Regions from separate parts of the Homo sapiens genome. Here region 2 is linked to region 1. Evidence: chromatin loops called from intact Hi-C (ENCODE). Cell type or tissue: mammary epithelial cell. All regions are shown on one strand. Links, peaks and the distances in the headings refer to the core of each region. The heading gives the core; the rest is flanking DNA.

The links. Hi-C counts contacts between places; a loop is a spot of excess contacts. Peaks named below come from ENCODE experiments on the same cell type or tissue, not always from the same donor. Only the 100,000 strongest peaks of a DNase experiment are listed, where the experiment ranks them.
Region 2: a loop joins it to region 1, with 2.0 times the contacts of the local background. A loop is called at or near these places in 3 of 110 quality-filtered maps.

What each region holds. Positions count from the first base shown.
Region 1 is chr18:38,758,280-38,761,208 of GRCh38, reverse strand. No RefSeq gene overlaps it. Among named protein-coding and RNA genes, the nearest start is that of MIR924, 860 kb to the left of the region's middle. In mammary epithelial cell, for the core only: no CTCF peak of the experiment used is centred there; a DNase peak (open chromatin) is centred at 1,528; H3K27ac peaks cover 831 bases.
Region 2 is chr18:38,694,551-38,697,479 of GRCh38, reverse strand. LOC105372076 (a long non-coding RNA gene) reads left to right here. Exons shown (of 4, transcript XR_935395.2): 4 at 2,037-2,494. Among named protein-coding and RNA genes, the nearest start is that of MIR924, 930 kb to the left of the region's middle. In mammary epithelial cell, for the core only: no CTCF peak of the experiment used is centred there; a DNase peak (open chromatin) is centred at 1,399.

The sequences.
Region 1 (2,929 bases), core at 169-2,668:
GGACAGGGATCAGATGTCAGTACACCAATTCCTTGGAAAGAAACCTACATCTCAGTTTAAAAATGTTATGATAACTATGTAAAAATAATTTATATATTAGTATATGTTTGTGTGTATGTGTTAAAATCAATACATCTGGCTAAGTCTTTGCGTAAGTCCATATATTTGTGTATAATGAATTTCTTGAAATCATTAATAGGAATGCAAAATGTTTAGACTTTTCCTCCTAAGAAACCCTAAAGCATCACACTGACAGAAAAAGTGCCTGTATCATAACAGTCTTTCTGTGGTGTGTCTTTTTTATTGTTTTAATTTTAGCCAACTTAATGAATTAAAAATAAGCATAGTTGATTTAATATTTCTTTGCTTACTAGTAAGATTGGGTATTATTACATATGCTTACTGGAGAGTTGTATACCTGACCCTGTCCTTTATCAATTTATTTTGTTGGTGTGCTTTTTTTTCTTATTGATTTATGTATAAATACTTCTATCAATCAATCTTCTATCTTTTTTTATGTTTTGGTCATAATATTCTTTAGGAAAAGTGAGCATGCACTTTTATGTGGACTAATCTTTTTTTTTTTTAATGTGGACTGATCTTTTTTTTTTTTCTTTTTTGAGATGGCAGGAGTGCAGTGGCATGATCTCAGCTCACTGCAACCTCCGCCTCCCAGGTTCAAGCAATTCTCCTACCTCAGCCTCCTGAGTAGCTGGGACTACAGGTGTCCACCACCATGCCCAGTTAATTTTTGTATTTTTAGTAGAGATGGGATTTCACCATGTTGCCCAGGCTGGTCTCGAACTCCTGACCTCAGGTGATCCACCCATCTTGGCCTCCCAAAGTGCTGGGATTACAGGCATGAGCCACCGTGCCCAGCCTATGTGAACTAATCTTTATAGGTCCCCTTTACATCATTCTTATCCCAATGGCCTCTGTCTTCATTTTTTGATATTGTTGTTATGTTTTCATTTTGTCTCAATCTCCACTCTTAAACCTGTGACTTGTCACTTTGAAACCTTGCTTTGCCTTTTGCCTGATACATTCCTGGAAATCCACCCCAATTTCCATTCTCTGGTCAGAAGTCTTTGTATTTGTCTTAATATCTCTGTTCTAAATGATGGGTTTTGTTTTTCTCTGGGTTGATAACCTCTGGGAAGATAACCTCTCTATTCTATCTCCTCTTCCAGTTTTGTACTTTCTTCCAATACTAAACCCCATCCCACAGCCCATTTACTCTCTTTATTCTCTTGTTTTCTAGATAGAATCTGACATGTAACATTTACATAAGCAAGTGAATAGTTTTAATGTATTTTGTGCCCTTCCTCTATATATGAATATTACAGAAACAATGAGACTGCACGCCAAGCAATTTCAGGAATTATAAAACTATGGATGTATGTGAGACAATGCTTGTAGACTTACAATACAGCAAATTTTTTCAGAAGTGAATTAAAAGTTGTCTAAGGTAAATTGTCAGTTTCTCCTGCTGTAGACATTCCTGACAATTTGCTCATGCTAGTAAGCCAAGAGTCATCCCTTTAAAAATATTACTCATAGGAGACATAGTGTCTTCTATTGTGTGTAATTACAATGAATTATTTCAGATAATAACATTGGAAAATGATAAAAAATGTTGTATGGCCCCTGTGCCTTGTGTACTGCCCTATCCACATCCATATTGCCTTATAATAAAATGGCAAATGGCTTATTTGCTTTTTGGTTTGGGTAGGTACTGGCTGAGTTGACACACTCTTAAATTTCATCTATTTTCAATCAAATGCTCTACATAAACTTGGCTTCTCTCAGCTGTCTGAGCCCATTACTAAGTTATATATTCCTTTTTCATTGCTCCATCACAGTGCTATAGATTTGAATGACACAAGTCATCTGTGATTGCACTTATGAAAGGTTCTATAGTAACTTAAGATATTGTTTTCAGATTGGACCACATTGTGCAACTCATATCCTAGTTCTGCCTTGACTCCCAAAAGGACTTCTTATGTAGATAATAATATATTTGAATAAAAAACATCCAGTCCAAAATATTTGCACACACAGTAATTGAATGACTGCAGCTAGAAGATAATTTTCTTATTATTAATCCTGAACAGTTTAGCTCTACAGAATACCTGTACATTTCCAATATGTGCTCAGTTTCATTGAATTTTTTTTTCTCTCTGACATCTGGTTATTTAATCTTCTGCCAACATTGTGTCTGTAAAGCATATTTTTCCAGCTATGCCCACTCAGCTTTTAGACTATTGATGTTTTCATAGAGAACAGTGCATGTGTGTCAAATTTAGCTATTGATCTATGTTTATTTGTTAATGCATACAGTTGTTTAGACAGTGTTATGGCTTGCCTGATTATGGATGTATAAATAAAAGGAGGGAAAAGAAAAAAATACTTCTTTTTATATAAATTTCATTGTTGAGTAAAGACTGTTTATTTGAATCGAAAATCCATTGGAATCAATGTTTCTTTAGATATGAGTTATCTTTTTCCATTTTTCAATATCAAATGGAAGTAATAGGATGTAGAGCTATAATATAGAGAGAATTCTATTTTTCAACAAAATAAATCTTTTTTAACCATATTGTGTCAAATTGTCTTAAAAATAAATTTTCTGTATACTCCAAAATATTTCTCCCTATTAAATACTGTCAAAACAAGATTTATTTTTTAATTCCCACCTATTAAAGATTCTTTGCTAAAAGTTTTCAAATATAACATCTTGCTTGAGTAATTTTGTTACTAGTCATTTTCCAGTACTGATTTTCTCTACTTATTCTGTGCAATATTTAGGATGAAGCTGCAATTTAAATAGCTTTAAAAGTATTAATATTGACCTTTATTTTCATCAAAACTGGCAAAAAGCAATGCACAAACATAATGTTATCATCGTGCAATTTCAGTGTGTGGCAGT
Region 2 (2,929 bases), core at 304-2,803, 64 kb after region 1:
CCAAGTGGAGGCTCTAATATCTGAAAAGGCAAAATGGAAAAATAATAAAAATAAAAAAGAATGGTGGTGGTTTATTATCACATTTTCTTCTAAATTTCAATTTAACTTTCACTTTTAATTCACCATTTAAATCAGGTAAATTCACTCTGCAAATATAATCAAGGGATGTTCATATTGTATTAATAGATTGCTTTAGTTTTTTAGTTCTCACAACTTAATTATTTAGCGCCCAATTCCCTTATTTAATGTTAGCATATTAAGGCAAAATCTAATTTGCAGTAAGCAGCTTGAGGCCACAGAATCACAAAAAAGAGTAGATGGAGGCCTGTGAATATGTTGAATTTTTTATTTTGTCAGTGCATCTAAGAAGCTGATGGATGTAGTCTTGCGTCTTTCAGCATTTCGGTTGAGTAAAGCAGGGTAGATATTTAGCAGGGATGCTTGCATTTTAAGAATATTTAGTAGTTCCCCGTCTGAATAGGGGGCAATGTCTGTCACTGGGCCAAAAATACATTAGATATGAGCAAAAAATAAAGGAGAAAAGAATTACACAAGAAAAAATGAGTAAAATTTTGTCGCATAGAAGATGATTGGTAAATAAACATTTACAGGCCATTTCTGCTCTAGCAGTGTTGAATGTATCTAATCTACTCATGACGCCCTCCCTGTTCATACTGCTGTATGTTTCTACCTCAGAATATATTCTTAGACTGAGGTGGAGACAGCTAAACTAAGTAAAAGGTAAATTAAGGCAAATTAGAAAAGATTTATTCAGAACACCTATTATGGGTCGGCCATTTGCCGGACACTGTAGTTGACAATAACTGGAAGAGAATCCTCATCCTCAGCAGCAATCCTGGTAAGGAACCCCTCAGTGCTTTTGGGGTTTAGATAATCACTAATTCCACCCCCCATCACCCCTCACATTAAACAGCTGTACAACAATGTGTCAGTGTGGAGTCAAGAACTGCTTTGGATCTTTACATAAAACCTGGAGTTGCTAGAGGACTTAAACATAGAAGCAATGAGGTTGTCAACATGTAGGGAAGGTTTGTTCTTAACTGCTGAGTGACTGGAGAGGCTGTGGCTAGGCAGGAACAGTAGAGTAACCTTGGCATTTGGATTTGAAGGGAGGGATGTAGAGGGATGTTCAGCTTGAAACTCTCCCAAATGCTTTATGAAACCATATGAGTTTGGCGATTATAAAAATAACACTCACATATAATGATTGTCTCCTCTTAAAATGAGATCTGAGCGCCAGTTTGAAGCTCCAGTGATGGGTAATTCAGTGGAAGCTGCCTTTGGCAACTTGCAAAGAACTGTCTGAGGATACAGCTTTGCTATTTCTTAGTAATATTTGTCTTTAAGGAGAAGAAATGAGTCACGGTCAAATTTCACAAGTCCCTGCCTTAGACTGATTGAATCATCCACTATGCCCAGCTTCTAGCCTCCTCTAAGTCAGTCTAATTGAAAAGAAATTCAGATTTTGAGTGACTCTAAAACAGATCATTAATGGAAAGGCTGAAAGAGAGATTTGAAACCAGCTTTTATATTCCAATTACAAGAAAATTTACAGTCAGCAAGTACTATGTTTAGATTAGCCTATTACATGTTAAAGGAAGTGGCCATGGTGGTTCCAGCAAAGAGTTCACTGAACTAACAAAACACATCTCTATCCAAACTCACAGGCTTCAAAAGCATATGCTCATTCATAGACTTCACTGTGGAACACCAGAACGAGTAATTGCTCTGAAGACAGACAGTCATCACTTTAAATCTCTACTCTCCTCTTTGTCATTTATTATCTATGTAACCTTGGACATGTCTATTCAATTGTGTTAGTTTCAGAATGCGTATCTGTTGCAGAGTTGCCATGTTTATCAAGTGCGTTTTATAGTTACCTATTTAGCACAGTGCCTCAAATAGGGTAACCTCTCAACAAATGTTAGTTACCATTATTATTATTATTATTATTATTATTATTATTATTATTATTATATCAGACATTATCACCATTGCTTTTTTCTTCCTTGCAGGCAAAACTACATTTCTCTGGAGTGCCCAATCCTCTCCAATGTGACTTGGATAATTCTCAATAATTTAAGCAACTTGGAGTCCTAATGTTTTTTGCCAGAGACTAATTTAGAGTTTGCCAATGGACTGTCTCTGACCAATGAAGAAGTGAGGGGTGGTCTCCTGGGAGCTTCTTTGAAAGGTTCCCTCACTTCACAAAGAACATGAGGAAGAAATACTTGCTCTTTTGAATGTTATGTTCCTGTATAGGGCACCTAAACTGATATTGCCATGGGCATCAATGAAGGACATTAGGCAAAGGCAAAGACAACATGTAGAGAAAGATAGAACTAAAAGGCAGAAGCAACCCACGTTCAAACGTCATCATGAAGCCACTGAATTAGCCTAGTAATGGACCTCAGTGCTTAACTATTATTGAGATACTTCATTTTCTTTATTGTGTAAGCTAATTTAAGGCATATTTTCAGCATTCTGAATCTTAAAGCATCCTAAATGATGCATTATTAAATAAATATTATATTTTTCTCCAGGCCCCGACCCTTCTATCATATAAACAGACATATGTAGATGTGTGTATAAAAGCATACACACAATAGAAAAAGGCTGACATATAGAACAGCATGCCAGCTTAATATGTGGCCCTACTAAATGATAAGTCTACTAAGAAAAATCTGTTTTATTTTATTTGTCTGGGATTGGCTAAGAGTCTCATATGGTAAATATTCTGAAAAAGGCAGTATTTTCTCTCAAATGACTTATAATCAAGCAAAGAGCAAAAGTGTATAAACAACTTTCATGCAAGTCTGTGTGTAGTCTGTATCTTAGGAGAGGTATAAGACTGAGAAAGGAAAGATTGCAAGGGGTGGCTCATGATCTCTGACCAAGGAGGCACCAT